2 separate regions of the Mus musculus genome follow, and region 2 is linked to region 1. The links are chromatin loops, found by intact Hi-C in ENCODE. Cell type or tissue: gastrocnemius. All regions are shown on one strand. Each heading gives the region's core, and the rest is flanking DNA. Links, peaks and the distances in the headings are about the cores only. Region 1 overlaps Pik3c2g (phosphatidylinositol-4-phosphate 3-kinase catalytic subunit type 2 gamma). Region 2 overlaps Plekha5 (pleckstrin homology domain containing, family A member 5).

Region 1 (8,339 bases), core at 296-8,295:
TTAGCTGTATCTGATCCAATGCAACTGTGTTTCAGTGTTTTTGTACAGAGTGCATGGGTGATATGTGTAACTGGGGCAGCAGGAAGAGAAAAGGCAGCTGGTACAGATATGAGCCAACACTGGATGGATGAGTCATGTGTTTTTAAGGACAGGAGTTTTGTTTTGTTTCTATTCTCCTGCTACTAAGTCCAGCTCTCTTTTAATAGCTTCGCTTAGGGAAGCAGTGCTCTTTCCTTACCATATAGGGAATCGAGAAAGATTTCTGCTGGGAAATCTCTGATATAATAATGGGAGTGATAAACATTTGAAGCCGGTGAATGGTCCCTGTGTTCTTTGAGAGTCTTCCATAATAGTTCATATTGATTTTTTTAATGGGAGAAGAGCTGAGGAGGCACAGGCTTTTATATTGGTGAACTCAGCCAGGAGCACACTTGGGTCTCCTACAGATGTTGCTTTTAAGCAAGATGAGAATTACATAGATTACTCCTTGCTTGCTTTTCCCATGTGGAAACAAAAGCACAGCAGATATCTGGCAACAAGATGCTTTCTGCTGGGGACGGGTCATTAACTCCACATTGAACCGACTGCACGCCTGTGCCTCATGATCCTGGGTATTGATCATTTGCAGAAGCCAGCCTTGATGACCCGGGCCAGGCATTTCTCAACTTGTAACTGGGTCATGGTGTAGTGCATTGAACTGTGCTTAAAGACATCAACACAAGAGTCAGAATGGAGAAAAAGGTCATATTAAATGTGTATATAGAAAGCAGAATTTTTTTTTTACAAATTTAAATTTGGTTTTAATTTAAAAGAGGTTTTAGCTAGACAGTGTGTGGTCCTGAAATAACCACTGAAGACTTTATCTGAAGAGTCACAGAGGACTCTTATATACTAGAGTATGTACATACTGGAGTAAAACAGGGAAACTGGCTAGAAACCAAGAACCACACACCCCAGTATGTGCACTCCAGTACAGTATGATTTTCACTTACAAATGCTGGGATCCTCAGTTACTTATATGCACAAATTTTATCATCACTCTTCAACTTAAAATTTTAAGTCTCTAGGTTTTATATTTTATCCTCTCATTAATAGTTCCTAGCACATAGTAGGCTCTTGAGAGCTCATGGACTCATGAGTAAGATCTTGGGAGAGTCCAACTAGATCATGCCAGAGTTTGACAGTACATGAGAATTGATAGTGCCTAGAAATTCATTATATAAATAAAGTCATTTTCCTTGATTTAGTGCTTGTAGAGTTAGTTTTCTCTGTGTCATAGAATTAGCTTGTTATGAGCTGTAAGCCATCCCATAAAAGCAATAGAGAAAAAGAGAATTGGGAACTAGAACAAAGATCTATAAAGAAAAATTCCTGGCTACAGTTGGAGATCCTGATGCCTGGGGATGTTACTCAGTAGGAGAGATGCAGGCTCAATTCCTATCACAGAATAAAAAAAAAATACTGAACCAAACCAAACCAAAAGAACACAAAAAATCCCCCTGAATTATGAAGTAATTAGTAAAATTGAGAAATTGACCCTTCAGTTTTAATGAATACTAATTTGAATTTTACATGTGAGTGCGTGATCTTGTAATGGTCAGTTCATTTTTTAATTGATTGCTTTGATTGGTTGGTTGATTGATTTTTGAGTCAAGATTTCATGTAGTCCAGGCTGGCTTTAAACTTGCTTTGTAACCAAAGATGACCTTGTACTTCTGACCCTCCTGCCTCTTTCTCCCAGGTTCTGCATTTTGGAATTACAAGTGTGTAGCACCACAGCCAATTGTCTTCAGTGCTGGGCCAGCACTTTACCAACTGAAATATATTCCTAACCTGACAGTATTTAAAGTAAATTAACAATTATCTTATATTATCACATTAATTAACTGAACTCTACTATATGGCAGATACTATCATAAATCCTTTATGTTAATTATCAGCTAGAGTTATGAAAATTAATCTATTAATATCTTAGCATAATGCCTGGTCCATATGATGCATTTATTATCAGGCAATTTATCCATCAATTCCATAAGGTAAAAGTTATTATCCTCATTTTAAATGGAAACAGTACATAGGTTAAGTATAAATTTAACCTTTAAATGCTAAGCCTGCATTCAAAATTAGGGAGATCCAACCACCAAATTTGTCTCCTCAACATCTACTAGCAGAATTGAAGTTTCTAAGCCAGCCATTTTTTACTCCAAAAAACACAGATAGATAAACTAGTGGTATGCTACTCTCCTGTGGATGGATGTAATTGTTACAATGGATGTATGCACTTAAAGAAATCATTATATCATTTTCCAAAAGATATTTCTATTGGCCACTTCTTTCCTTTTACCACATGACTATTTCTCATCTCTTTGCTATGGACATTGGGAGAAAACACTGAATCCTTCCGGACCCAAAGCTCAGCAGAACCAATGCATGACACTCAACGCATCAATCTACAGTCTGCTCACTAACTCATCAGTGACATGTTTAGACTTATTTCGTTGTGAGGTAAATGTGCATGTGTGTGTATGTGGTTTTGTGCCTATTTGCATGCAGGTCCCTGTGGAGTACAGACAAGTGCATCATATCCCTGGAGCTGAAGTTAAAGGCAGTTGTTGGACTTGTGAGCTGCCGGGTGTGAGGGCTGGGAACTGAACTCGGGTGCTGTGCAAGAGAAGTTTATGCTTTTAAACCGCTGAGCCATCTCTCCAACTCCAGAGTTTGTATTCTTGACCCTGAATTTCTTAATATGAATGAATAGCGCTCAAGTGTTCAAAGGCAGATATTGAGACAAAAGAGCCAGGATGAATCTGCCTCATCTATGTTATGAAGTTTACTTCATATGTAAGTCAAATGGGGACAATACAGCCAAAGAAGTTAGTTTAAAAATGACTTTTTTTTTCTGAGCCCTAATCCACTCTGCATGGGGATCCCCTCTGAATGCACTAGTAACTCTGTGTTTGGTGACTTCCAAGATGAAAACTATGAACTAACTGTAAGTTGCCAAGAAACATGTTTGCTTGCTCACTCCTTTCTGCGTTAAAAACTGTTTTAAAATGGAGGTGGGGGAACTCCAAACCATTAGAAGTAGACAGCTGGATGAGACACCATGGAAGCTTTCTACTCTCCAAGGGACTTACCATCTCTAGAAGGCTCAGGATCAACTGGCTGTGTTTCCTGACGATGTTGTAAGCTCTGCAGCAAAGCTCCACGAAGTCTTGAAAATGCTGTGTGTTTTTTCCACCCTCAGTAATAAAGTACTCCATCTCTGAAGTAAAAATGAAAGGGGCTCTGTCCCTATAAATAAAAAGATAGCAACAACCATGAGGAGGTCACATGGTTTGGAGGGTTAATGCAGAAAGTCACTGCAACTTATTTCCACTGGAGTTTGTTTGTTTGTTTTTGTTTTGTTTTTTGGTAGTCTAGTGTGGGTTATTGCAGCAGATCAGTGGAAAAACTTAGTAATTGAAGACTTTGAATAACTGGTCTGGGGAGGAGAAAGGGTAAGTTGTGCTACAATGTTCCTCTACACTCTGTCAAATGTTTAATTCCCAACTACGTTTGGACACAGTGTATCTACTAAAAGAAGATAGGCTCCAATGAACAGTACAGTAAGAGTTCTGCCAAGTCCTCACTGGCAGTATATTTACTGACACACTGGGAGGTGATAAAACAGAACTTGAGTTCTTAAAAAATAGCCTTAAAAGCTCTTTTCTTTCCCTCTGAAGGGTGACTCCTTAGGAAGAGAATTTGGATAAAAGTTAAGATATTTTAATGCCAATCTCTTTCAGAAGATAATTTGTGAAACAACAGCAACAGATGTAACCAATTCCCTGTCATATGTGTAGTGAACAGGGAGTTTTAGAAAGTAGCTATAATTCATTTCACATATGACTCAGTGAAAAAAATGCTGAGCACACCAGGACAGTGCTAACCTTGTTTTCTCATAAGTCACACTGCCCCCTGGAGTCCCAAGGATGGAAAAGCAGGTTCCATCTCCAAAATTATTAGACATGCTAATCCTGAGATGAAGCCTTAGCCACTCAAGGAGAAGCGAAGCAGGTAGGGGGAGGGGCAGGCACATCTCTATCTGATGAGGTTTCAGCATATAGATCAGTGAGGGCGATTTTGCACCAACCTGACCTAGATTCTTCTAGCAGCATCTAGATTTGGACACAGTTTGTGGTTAAAATAGAATGACATGTTTTAAATTTGACAGCCTGGGTTCACATAAGGTTATATCAAATCACAACTGGAGAAATTGAGAGGTAGTTCAGGGAGCCTTTAGAATAGAATAGTGTTCCTTGCTGGTACAAGGCTTTGCTGTTTTAATAAAAACATTGTCAAGCTAGAATTCCCACTGATATGACTTAACTAGACCTTTCTGAAGTATGGGACTCAAATGGAAAAGCCATGCAAGCACACTTGAAGAAGTAGATTCTAGCTACCAGCCAAGCAGTTTCTAAAACAGTGTTTGGGTGTGGTTGTTTTAAAATGTTAATTTAAAGCTGGGCACTGTGGTTCACACCAGCAAATCCCAGCATATCAGTGGCTACACAGACTATGAGTTTGAGACCAGCCTAGACTACATGTTGACTTCCAGGTAAGCCTGGTCTCAGAGGTGGGGTCCTGTCCCAAAGTGAAATAATAAAATTTATATGTTACAATACATGCTTATTATCAAAAGTGGTCAGAATAACAAAAAGCATTCCCTTGGCTTTGATTTCTTTGCACAGTAACGTATTCAATAAACTCTGTTGCGTTCCACACCAAGCAGAAGCTCTCGGGCGCCAGCTCCGATGCCTCAAACTTTGATCACTGGTTTTGCTATTGGCCTTGCTGGGTTTCCCACTCATCCCGTGATACACTTTGTGGGCTATGCTTCAGCAAGGCTGGGAGAAGAGATGTTGGAAACACGAGATAAAAGCACAGGGTCTAATCTTGAACGCGCTGTGACTTCATTTTCTCATGTTTAAAATGTGTGCCAGACACTCAGCTGCTAGACTTCATGAGAGAGCCAGCTTGGAAAAGCTGCCCGAGTCAGGCCCACAGAGCGCATTGTGCACTTCAGGGGGTTCTGTGGCTTGGGGAGGCTCAAAGCACAGAGCCTGGGCCAGAGGCCCCGCGATTCAGATTTCAAGTCTGGGTTTTGTGTATCACTAGATCTTGCCCTTGGTGAGAGACTTACCAGCTCCATTCTGAAATTTCATTCTTTATCAAATGGGCTGGAAACGGTTGCTCATTGATATTGCTGAGAGGATCTCATAGCTTAGAGGACAGGAAAGTACTTACTACATGGCAAGCACTGGATACATTTTAGATGTCATTGTTGTGTATTACCGTGAGTCTTCAAACGGCCACGAGTGTTCGCCGAGCTGAGCCTTCTCACAACTAAGGCGCCTTCTGTCTTCTCACTCAAAAATGGCATCAATTTCTACTTTTTAAGTTAGCATTTATTTTAATCCTGGCCTTCATCACCATAAACTGCTTGGGTGTGTGGGTCTTTACATGGGCCTTTTATTTCATTATATATTTGTTAGATCATGTACGGTTGCGGTTTTCACTATTGCTAATTGTGGTCCTTTGAAGAATAATTGTGGCCCCGTAGGCTCACGGTTTAAGTATGTGGTCCCCAGTTTGTGACGCTGTTTGGAGAACCTTTAGGAAGTGGAGCCCGGGTGGATGGAGGGAATACAGTTCTGGGCTTGGGCCTTGAGAGATCAACGCACCACCCCACGTTTTACTCTCTCTGTCTCTGCTTCGAGTGTATATAGATGTGATCAGTCAGCTTCCTGCTCTGTGAGCCCGTCACACCTTTCGGGAATAAAGGATTCTATCCCTCCGGAGCCATAGCAAACCCTTATTATTTCTTTAAGTTTCTCTTGGTCCTGTATTTTATTACAGTAAAAGAAAAGAACCTTAGACCCCAAATTTTAGGAAAGTTTTAGAAATATCTTAGACTTCTATAATCAGAAACAAATCTACAATATTTTTTCCCTGTCTTATACTATTTTTTACTATGAAATGAACTTTGGAAATTGTTTTAGAAAAATCTAAAATATTATAAATTCCTGAACTTTTTTTTATATATATATACTTTTTATTAGGTATTTCCTGAACGTTTTTTAACATGACAAATATACTTTTTTCTTTCCAACTAATAAAATCACAATTGGCCAAACTAATTTCTCTTAGGAACCTTTTGTGGTTCCGAATAATGATACTGTCTTAGTCCCTGGCAACTGCTATGAGACATCAGGTGCAGAAAACCCACACATAAACTCAAGTATCTGAAAGAAACATCCAAAATGAAAGAAAAACTTAAACTAACACCAACATTGCAGAAACAGATTTCACAATGCAAGCATCACAGTTGAAATGGTCTGGGAGTCCAACAAAATAAAAGCCTCCATCTTTATACATCTTTGTTGACTTCTAGTAAATTTCATAAGAATTGCACTAGAACTCTTCTGTGAATGAAAGGGAGTGTTATAGACAATGAGGAATCTATCTGGTTCCCATACTTTACAGAAGCTTTGGCTGTGCTGTGGTTTGTGAATTAGCTCATGTGTGTCTGTGAGCATGTATGCATGCACATGCATATTTGTTTGTGCATGTGTATTTGTGTATGTGTATATGTGTGTGTGTATGGTATATATGTGTGCGTATGTATGTGTATACATATGTGTGTGTGTTCTCTCCTCTCCTCTTCCTTTCTCTCTCACCTGCCCTTCTCTGACGCTTTAATGCTGACCCAGTCATAAAGCTTAAAGTATTTTACCTGCAATAAATCTTCCCAGGGCGGGAAAGATTGCTCCCTGGGTAAAGTCACTTGTCACCAAACTTGATCATCTGAGTTAGAAACCTAAGAACCATGGGATGATAGAAAACTCACTTTAATGACTTGTCCTCTGAATTTTGTTTTGTTTGTTTTGTTTTCCGAGACAGGGTTTCTCTGTGTAGCCCTGGCTGTCCTGGAACTCACTTTGTAGACCAGGCTGGCCTAGAACTCAGAAATCTGCCTGCCTCTGCCTCCCAAGTGCTGGGATTAAAGGCATGCGCCATCACCGCGTGGTGTGAATTTTTCTTGTATACCCTGGCACACACACATGCATACAACATAAATAAAATGCTAATTTTAAAAAGAAATATTCCTTAATAAAACATTTTCCTTGCTGAAAGTCTTTTATAGAAAAAAAAATGAATTGTATGGTTTTCAGAAGCAAAGGAAGCCCTTCTCCTTCCTTTACACAGTATCTGAATCTGAAACAATACATTGATGGTATTCTGCTCCAAACAGCAAATAAAATAAAAGTAGCCTACATAGTGACTAGCTGGTGATAATTTAGCATATTTATGTGGGAAGACCACAGAGTAAGCTTGTTGTGATTCTTACATCGTGTTTCCAAAATTAACTTTTGTATAAACGTATGACTAGCGTTTCTCCAAAACTGGCATTCAGTAAAAATGCTGAGAGTGTTTTCCAGATTTCCAGCAGATGTAAGGAGTGGTCTGGTGTTTTAAAAATGCTGATACCCTTGGAAATGTAAGAATATATTATAAGCAGATAGTAATTACTGAGGATACATTTATTTGATATAAGGAATATTAGGTATTCATATTTGACATTTACTGCTACTTTTATGTCAGCTCCCCATATAGCCATAGAGCAGTTCTGTACAAAGCATTGATGTGCTAAGGTCATTGTCAGAACCTTTGCCAGTGGTTGATGCACTGAGGATGCACTAACTGAGGTCTGCTGCTGCTGCACGTTCTGTGACTCGAACCTAAGAGGTCTACCCACAAACATCAGAGCACTACCGCTAACTATCGATAGGCATTTACAGAGCCTCTGCTCTATACTGTGCAAGACCTGTATGTGAAATTAAAGAGCTTTCAAAAGCATTATGTTGTGGTCTGGGGATACAGCTCAGCTGCTAGACTGTTTGTCTGTCATATGAAAAGTCTTGAGTTTCATATCCAGGACAACATGAATGTGACTGTGGTGGGACATGCCAGTAATCCAGAGCTAGGCAAAAGGAGGAAGGGGCGGGGAGGAGGAGGATCAGGAACCTAAGGTCTTCTTGGCTATGTAGTAAGTACGTTTGCAGCCGGCCTGGCAAACATAAGACCCTGTCCTACTTTCTCCCCACAAAAATAGCATTGGTACATAGACAATTTAGATGCATTAAGCGACAAAAATAATGTTAAGAAAAGTTTGTTCCATCTGCAATATGAAGAGATAAGAAGGGTGTATTTGGGCAGATGAGATGAGATTCTTTGTAGAAATTTTTGATTTCATACGAAAATGTTTTATACTAGGATGAGGGTTGTGGCATACA
Region 2 (8,339 bases), core at 302-8,301, 570 kb before region 1:
TTCAATGGGGATGTGCCAGCGCTCTGCCAAACACAGTCGACCTGCTTACCTCAGAGATGGACCATTCTTTAAGGCCATCTGACTTAAATACTCTGGATCACCACTCTTTTCCCCAAGGAGAGAACTCTCAGTTCTCTTTGGACTTGTGTGTGTGTGTGTGTGTGTGTGTGTGTGTGTGTGTGCACACGCGAGCGCGCGCGCGCGCACGCACATTTCTTTCTCAGCTAATTGCAAAGGCACACGGATCCTAGGGAGGCTGTTAAGTGTTGCACTAGGGCTGTGCTGCTGCGTGAGAAGCAGAAACTTCAGCTTCACATTTTCCTCGAGCCAGGCCTTCTGTTCAATCACAGCATGGCTCTTACCCACGGGCCTGCACGCTGCTATCGAGTGGGGCTATAAAGGAGGCAGGATTTAACACACCTAGCGGAGCAGGGCTACAGTGAGAGTCTGTCTCAAAATTAAAAACAAAGCAAGAAGGGATCTGAACTTCTTTTTTCTGCCTGCCTCTGCCTCCCAAGTGCTGGGATTAAACCACACAAAGAAACTGAAAGGGTGTCAGCCAGGACTCTGTAGACAGTGACAGAACTCAGGCATTTTCTTGCATTGATTCTCTGAGTTTTTCCAGTAGGGACACATATTTCTTCTGTAGCCAGAAAAATAACATTTCATATAATATATTGTTTTTTAAAATATAGATGCAAAGCAACACCTAACTTAAAGGTAGTTTTGAGAAGTGTTTCAAGTGCTTGGCTGATTCAAGTGAGCAAACTGAACTGCTCATTTACTCACGGCCCTGTCTTTGAGCTGGAACCTGGAGAGTCAATGCTAATTTGTACAGTACCCATGGCTTTACAATACTGGCATTGAATTGGTCCAGAAATACATCTGAAAGTATCACATCTTCATTACTGACGGGGATGCTATTGTGGGTCTAAGTGACCTGTATAGATTTTCAAGTGAAGAGTTTAGTAAGGAAGCACTATGCAGAGGTTAGAAACTGTAATGGCACTAACACGCAGGGACTAGAGCAGCCATCAGTGAAGAAGGCAGAAGCACACATATGGCTAGCATATAAGGTGGAAGATGTTGGGTTACTTTCAGAAAGTATTTTAATATAATGAATATATTGTTTCAACAGGAAAAGTTAGTAACAAATAGAGAAATCTTCTCTAAGTCTGAAAGCCCAGCTTGCTTCTTTCTGGAGTCACATTTAAGTAAAGGAATAAAGGATAAAATGGATGCCCAGCTGTTTGCCTCCAGGAATACAAACAGAAAAATAAGCAGAGGGCAGAGGGAGAGACAGTGAGACTAACTACTTCATTTCCAGCTGTGTTTAATCTGTCCTACAGAAACGAAACAAGCCTTCTTTTTTTTTTAAAAAAAGATGTATTTATTTATTATATGTAAGTAGACTGTAGCTGTCTTCAGACACTCCAGAAGAGGGCGTCAGATCTCCTTACGGATGGTTGTGAGCCACCATGTGGTTGCTGGGATTTGAACTCAGGACCTTTAGAAGAACAGTTGGGTGCTCTTACCCACTGAGCCACCTCAACAGCCCAACAAGCCTTCTTAATAATAGAGACTTCTACTTGCACTCAGCAAAAGTCAAAGGCACACTAGAAAATATTTAGTTTTAGTTGATGTCAAATTCAGTAATTTTTCTGGACTATGTTTTAAACTGTACTGACATCAGTTGGATCACGTAGGGAAGGGGCTTAATAACTCACAATACAATTTCAAAGACAGAAATGTCTGATTACAAGTGACTAGAATGCAAGTATATGTATGAAGGATGAACAAGTTAAAACCTGCCCCACTTTGCTATAGTAAACATCAATAGACAACAAGTTGGGGTATCTGCAGGTCAGCCTCTGTCACTGTATTACTCAGGCAAACTGTCCTGTTCTCTGCCTTCTAAAGATGACACGTGATGTCTACTGTGGGCACAGGTAGCAGGAAGGCTGGGATACGGTCAGAGGGAGATGAGCTCCGCAAGGCTTCCTCCAGCGAACAGCACTTTCCCATAGAGCTAACGTGGCTTCTACTTCCTCCCTTTATAAAGTGAGAAGCCCAGAACTTGAAAGCAAGCAAGGAAGGAACATCCACACAGTGTGCGGATGCAGCCGGTCAATGTCCTACGCCATCAGGATAATATGGCCTCCTTTGCCAGATTATTGTAGGACCCACATTAATTTTATATTTTTTTTTCAAAATTCATTATAAATCAAGGTTTATGACAATGGATGTATCAGGGGACATGATAGGAGTTTTCAGAAACCTTTTCATAATGAGTGTGACACAGGTAATGTAAAGTAAGCGCCATTCAGCTCTGTATGGCTGTGCGGAGCTACTGAATCAGGAGTTTACCTTACCTACAGTCTTGCTCTCCGGGGTCTCCACTACTCGAGGACAACTAAAACACTAACTGAGCAATTCACACTGGGAGGCTGAGAAGCTCAGAAGGTGAAGTGCTGGCTGCAGAGCAGGAGGCCTGAATGAGACAAAAACTTGAAGGAAAGTGGCTTCCAATTTTTTGCCCTCAAAATCTCAAACAAAAACTGGTCTATATTCATTCACCCAGAGACAGAATAAAGTCGGGGTCAGGAATAATTATGAATTCCTGTACCGATCAGAGGCACGAATGCTAGCCTAGGCAACATAGCAAGTACCAGGCCAGCCTGCAGTCTTAGCATGCAATATGTATTTCCCTCAGTGTATAGCACCCAACGAAGCAAACAGGTAGTTCAAATTCCACTAGGCATTATGAGGTTCCAAGACTCTAGACCGTGAGGATTTCACCTTTGCAGCCCCTGTGCTTGGCAGGTTATTCGACATAGTATATTCACTTAACTTCAGCTTTTCCAAGTCAAGTAAAAACGAAGTTTATTTAAACTTTAAAAAACTTTTTTTTTTTGTAGCTGAAAATTCACTGGGAGAAGGTTTTGTGTTTCTGGGCCACCTGAAAGGGCGAGAGCTAGCATGTCAGGCTGTCACTGTATATCCCAGGATGACAACATCGGGGCTCACATGTGAATAAATGAATGCATGCATAGTTTTCATGCTCCACACAGAGAGAAACAAAAGCCAGCGAGCACTGCACTTCACCCTAAGAGCTCACATCACAGACATGTACAACAAAGCTACTGTAAAGCCATGTGGGAAGCCATGCTTTAGACCTTAGGTATAAGCAGCCGCGTGCACTGGGGCAGTGTTGTTTTAGATCCCAGAAACACCTGCGCTCGCTCCTGCCGTGCCTCTTCTGACAACAAAGCACTGGCCTTCGCAGTGCTTTCTGGGAAGGCCCGGACACAGCCTCACTAGGATTGTGTGCTTTTGCTCTTGCCTGAGAGACAGACCATATAAATCAGTGTCTAAAGCAAGAGGTCAGTCTTTCATGCTTTCTATAAAGCTGCTTAGCTCTTTCTCCCTCTGCTTCACAGACACTCAACAGTCTCACCCCACACTGTGTGCCCAACAGGAGCCCCAGAGGGGCAAAGCAGGACCGGCTTTAGCAGCAGCCCTTCCCGCTGCTCCCAGCAGGGGCTCTCACTAAAGAGGGCACTTAGGCTCATGATTCAGGAGAACCTAGTATCAGGCTTGCTTCCTTTCCTGTCACACCAGGTTTCACTCCTCTGCAGCCCCTTTATCAGGTAAAACAGCTACTTTACTAATACTCCAATTTACTTACCACAGAGCTGAGACCTTCCTAATCGACACCAAAGTTTGGATAAAAATGAAGAATTCCTGTGGCATTTGTTAAGAGACTTTAATTATGTACAGGTGTGTATCTGCATGTGGGTATGCGTACATGAGACCAGAAGCACTGGGTCCACTGAGGCTGGAGTTAAGACAGTTAGGAGCTCCCTGACACGGGTGCTGGGAACTCAACGGATCCTCTGAACGAGTAGCAAGTACTCTTAATGCCTGAGCAATCTCTCCATCCTCCTCCCAAGATGTCTCTTATTTAAAGCTGGGCTGCTGGGCTGCTGGTGTGCGTCAGTGGTAAAGAGGCCAGCTTAGCATGTCAAGGCCCCACAAGACTGACCAAAAAACATACCACGAAGACAGTGTGTCTGTGTGTGGGACCACGAGAAGAGCCCAGCTCCACAGCATGAGGACCAGGTAATGGGGCAGCCTGTATCCCAGCCTGCGAGGTCAAGGCAAGAGGGAGGGAATCTAATGTAGCCTACACTGTGCAGCAAGTACGGGGCCAGCAGGACCAGGTGAAACCGTTTCCCCCAACACAAAACAACACAGAACAAAACAACAAAAAGAATGAAATCCTGACGGGTCAAACTAGGTAAGACTGGGTGAAATAAGCCAGGCACCAAAGAACATTGTGCCAATCACCTGAGAGCTAAAAACATCAATGTCAGAAAACAATGGTTACCACAGGGTAGGAAAAGGAGGGAGGGGTAAGGAGAGGGTGGGTGAGTGGGTACAGCACACAGTAAAGTGCCCAGCGCTCTTCTGCACAATAGGTGACTGCAATTCATAACAACTCTTTTGTGTACTTCAAAATAGCTACAAGAGGACGCTGAGTGTTCCTAACACCGAGAAACAATAAATACAGGAGGAGATGTGTATGCTAATTACTGATTTGACTATTAAATACTTCTTACAATAGCACATCACACCTGTAAATACATACACTTACATGTTTTTATAAAGAGCTGGAAAAAACAGTTAAGTACCAAATAACACAAAACTGGACTATTAAAGTCAGATGGAGTAGCAGGGGCAGTGGCAGCACTGGGGGCAGAGGCTCTCTGCTGCTGACACAACGCGGAGCACACTCCGATGAGCACTCTACACTTAGCACAGGTCTGTACTAAAATGCACCAAACAAGGCTTTCTAAAACATGACAGAACTGTACGGAGAAGACAGGTCACCCCAACAGCCACGCACTAAGCTCATGTGCAAGGTCAAATCCAATACACTGCATCCAGAGTAATAAGGAAATACATGTTCACCAATTCTGCTGTGCAAGGAATCACCAGAAGGGGGCAGTGTGTGTGAGTGTATGTACAGAACTTCTTATACCTTCTGTTCAAACTTTGCTAAAATCTAACCCTAACATATAAAGGTTTTCTTTTAATTTTTATTATTTGTTTATGTGTATGCACCCAAGGAAATAGAGAGGTGTCAGCTCCCTGAAGGTGGAGTTTCAGACAGTTCAATTCCCAGACCTGATGTGGGTACTGGGAATTGAACTTGGGTCCTCAGCAGAAACAGTTTCCTCCAGCTGGAAGCTTGTTAATTTTCAAAAGGGTACCACATGGGCTGGGCGTGGGGGTGCACACCTTTACTCCCAGCACTCAGGAGGCAGTGACAGGCATATTTCTACAAGTTCCAGGACAGCCTGGTCTACACAGAGAAACTCTGCTTCAAAAAACCAAAAGTACATTGATGAAATTCATGTAATTCATTAAGTAGTAAATTAAAAGGGGGGAATTATTTTACAGACTACAGAAAGAAACTTAATGATAAAATTCAGCACTCACTCACTACTGAAGCCCTCATCAGCCTTGTAGTAGAGAATCACCTTTATCTAAATCCCTAATTCTCAAACAACATCTGCTGAAGAAGACTAAAAGCAGGAGCTTTGAAGTCTGCAGACAAGTTGCTTCTACCATACTAGAGCTGCCAGCCAACGGTATAGAGTCGGTGGGGCTGCGTGTATGCTAGCACACGCTTTAATCCCAGCTTATGAAGGAAAAGGCAAGAGGATCTCCGAGTCTGAGGTTAGTCTGATCTACAGCTACACAGTGACCTCCAGGACCACCAGGGCTACAGAGTGAGACCCTGTCTTTAAGGGGGGGGGTGGGGTGGGGGGGTGTTCTCTAGGATTTCTGCTTCAAGCTCCTGCCCCGACACCTGTCAAGAACTTGGAAGTTCCCTCCCATAAGTTACCTTTGATCGGTGTCCTTCACAGCAACAGAAAGCTAACTAGACTCCCTTTTTCTATGTCAATTTTCTCAGTTACCTCGTCACACTGAGGGAAAGCTAACACAGTAAAGCCTGGAGTTCAATTCTGCAGTACCAAATTAAAAACAAAAAATAAAGCCTGACTTGTATTGCACAATTGTTTAATTACACAGATTATTTTAACAGTCTTACTACTTTCATTGCAGCAAGTCTGACTGAAGAGTGGAGGGAAGAAAAATAATTGATGTTAATTATTCTTCATGTACAGCCCCTGTCTATGAGCTTAATGTCATTTTTATAACGATTCCCAGGGGCTTCTGGGGATTTGTAGCCTTCCACTGTTGTCATTCCTACACGGCTGCCTCAGCCAACTCTGTGATAGAAGGCCACCAAAGTCTGCTCTGGTTCCACACATGCTGTGAATTTTCAAAAAGAGGCAAAGGAAGAGGTTATATTTGCAGTGAAGATGTCCACCTTAACACTCATGCAAGAAACTAACAAAAAAGGAAAAATATAAATATGAAATCTTGATCCTTGGGTTTTAGATTTGATTTATTTAATAACTAGAATTATATGAATTAATTAAACTATCTCCTCAGTACTTGCACATGTTATTAATGTTTGGCATATTTAAATAGTTCACATTTGGAAAATGCCATTTCTAGTTTTAAAAGATTACTACAAAAAAACCCATAGAGAAAATATGAATAATCTTAAATGAATATAGAATCAGTCTCCTATGTATGTATTTCACATCCAGAGATTTATCAGTTGTGGACAGAAAGCATCAAGGGAAAAGGCAAAGTGTCTGAAAAGAGGCTCTGGGATGGCCACACAGGGATAAGAAGCTGAGGCCATCAAGGGAAGGGATGAAACAGACCCCACTATATAGCTACCATCATTCCACGATGTTTGGTCTCAGCACCACTTGTCTGAGAATTACTCCTCAAGTCTTACTCATATACTACATCATAGGCCTATGACGACTGAGTCTGTACTGAACGCATACAACTCTTCTAGTCATTATCCCTAAGCCAGTATGGGGTAAGGGGTGATTAACGCACATTTCCATTCCATTAGGTATCTAGGTAGACTAAAGATGATTTAAAGTATACAAGAAGGTGTGTGTGTGTGTGTGTGTGTGTGTGTGTGTGTGTGTGTTGCACGTAAATACCACACTTCATAAGGAACTTAATCCCTTGCAGACTTTGCTATGCACTTAGACAGTGTAGCAGGCTGTGTAGATTTAGAACTTTAGCACCAAAAAGTTCACGTAAATCTACCTGAACACCAGTCTAGAGCTTCCTGGGATGCCCTCCACCTTTCAGCAAATGAGACTCTGGCCTAAGGGTATCGTTTCTCTAAGAATCTATTAATTAATGCCAATAGCCATCGTCCCTCATCTTCCCGATTTGCCCTCTGACCCCACTTTAGTCCTACCGAGCTCTGTACTTTCTTTGCAGCCTGTAAGGGAGCCAGCTACGGAGCAGCTCCTTCACTACCACCCTGCACCCTGGCCTTGCATCCTAGCCTCTTAGGGCATCACCTCAGCATCTAACTCTCAATGACTTTCTCCTGAGGACATGAACTCTGCACTCTCTCAAACAGTTCAGCCAGCTACACCTCCACCAACCACATCCTCTCTTTAGAACCTGGTTACCCCATAACTGGCACATAACAACCCCAGTTTCAGTGGCCACACCATACCGCACCACACTCCAGTAAGCATGCTTACCTACACTCCCTGTGTAGCATCTCTGGTCTTGGGAGAAACTCTACCCTAATCCATTAGCTGTCTTCTTGCTCCACACCCCACCTTCCAAGTATGAAGTCTAACTGTGAACAGATTTTCCTCCTCCTCAGTCTTCAGATTGCCTAACTTTTATTGTATTTGTGCAGTAAGCGTTTGTGGCTTCACCTCTGCATTTTCTCTGAGCTCCCAGACTTCCGCCATGATGAACTAATTCCCTACAGTGTACTGAAGACACAGGTTTTTCCATGTGGTATTTTAACAAGTTTGTTGCTTATGATAAAAATCCCATAAGCAGAGAAAAGGTTTGAGAATGTTGTGATAACCAGGGCCAGAGGCCCTGCACGCGTGTGAAGCTCACATCACTACAAAGAGTAGACAAAACCTCAATGCGAGGAAGCAAGCTTACAGGGAAAATAAAGGTGGGTTAGAATGACAGCAAGTGCCTGATCGCCAGGCGGGGGAGTGGGCATGGGCAGAGCTCTGAGCTTGCCTTCTAGAAACCTGTCCTAAAACACAATGAAACTCAGGCAGTTCCTCTAGGCCCACTCTGGCCCTGCTGAGACTACCAAGTCAAGTACACACAGCAGTACAACAACATAACTCTACTCTGTATGATTTAGAAATTAACTTTTAATAAAAATACTAAGTTTCTTTGTA

Evidence for each region. Hi-C counts contacts between places; a loop is a spot of excess contacts. Peaks named below come from ENCODE experiments on the same cell type or tissue, not always from the same donor. Only the 100,000 strongest peaks of a DNase experiment are listed, where the experiment ranks them.
Region 2: it touches region 1 in a loop (7-fold over the local background); 12 of 42 quality-filtered maps call a loop at or near these places.

The regions. Positions count from the first base shown.
Region 1 is chr6:139,870,258-139,878,596 of GRCm38, reverse strand. It overlaps Pik3c2g (phosphatidylinositol-4-phosphate 3-kinase catalytic subunit type 2 gamma), which reads right to left. Exons shown (of 34, transcript NM_207683.3): 26 at 3,138-3,294. Among named protein-coding and RNA genes, the nearest start is that of Plcz1, 170 kb to the left of the region's middle. In gastrocnemius, for the core only: a CTCF peak has its summit at 3,961 (motif pointing left); a DNase peak (open chromatin) is centred at 4,002; H3K27ac peaks cover 2,016 bases.
Region 2 is chr6:140,440,196-140,448,534 of GRCm38, reverse strand. The region is part of intron 3 of Plekha5 (pleckstrin homology domain containing, family A member 5); the gene reads right to left. Among named protein-coding and RNA genes, the nearest start is that of Plekha5, 20 kb to the right of the region's middle. In gastrocnemius, for the core only: a CTCF peak has its summit at 4,999 (motif pointing right); DNase peaks (open chromatin) are centred at 3,516 and 4,992.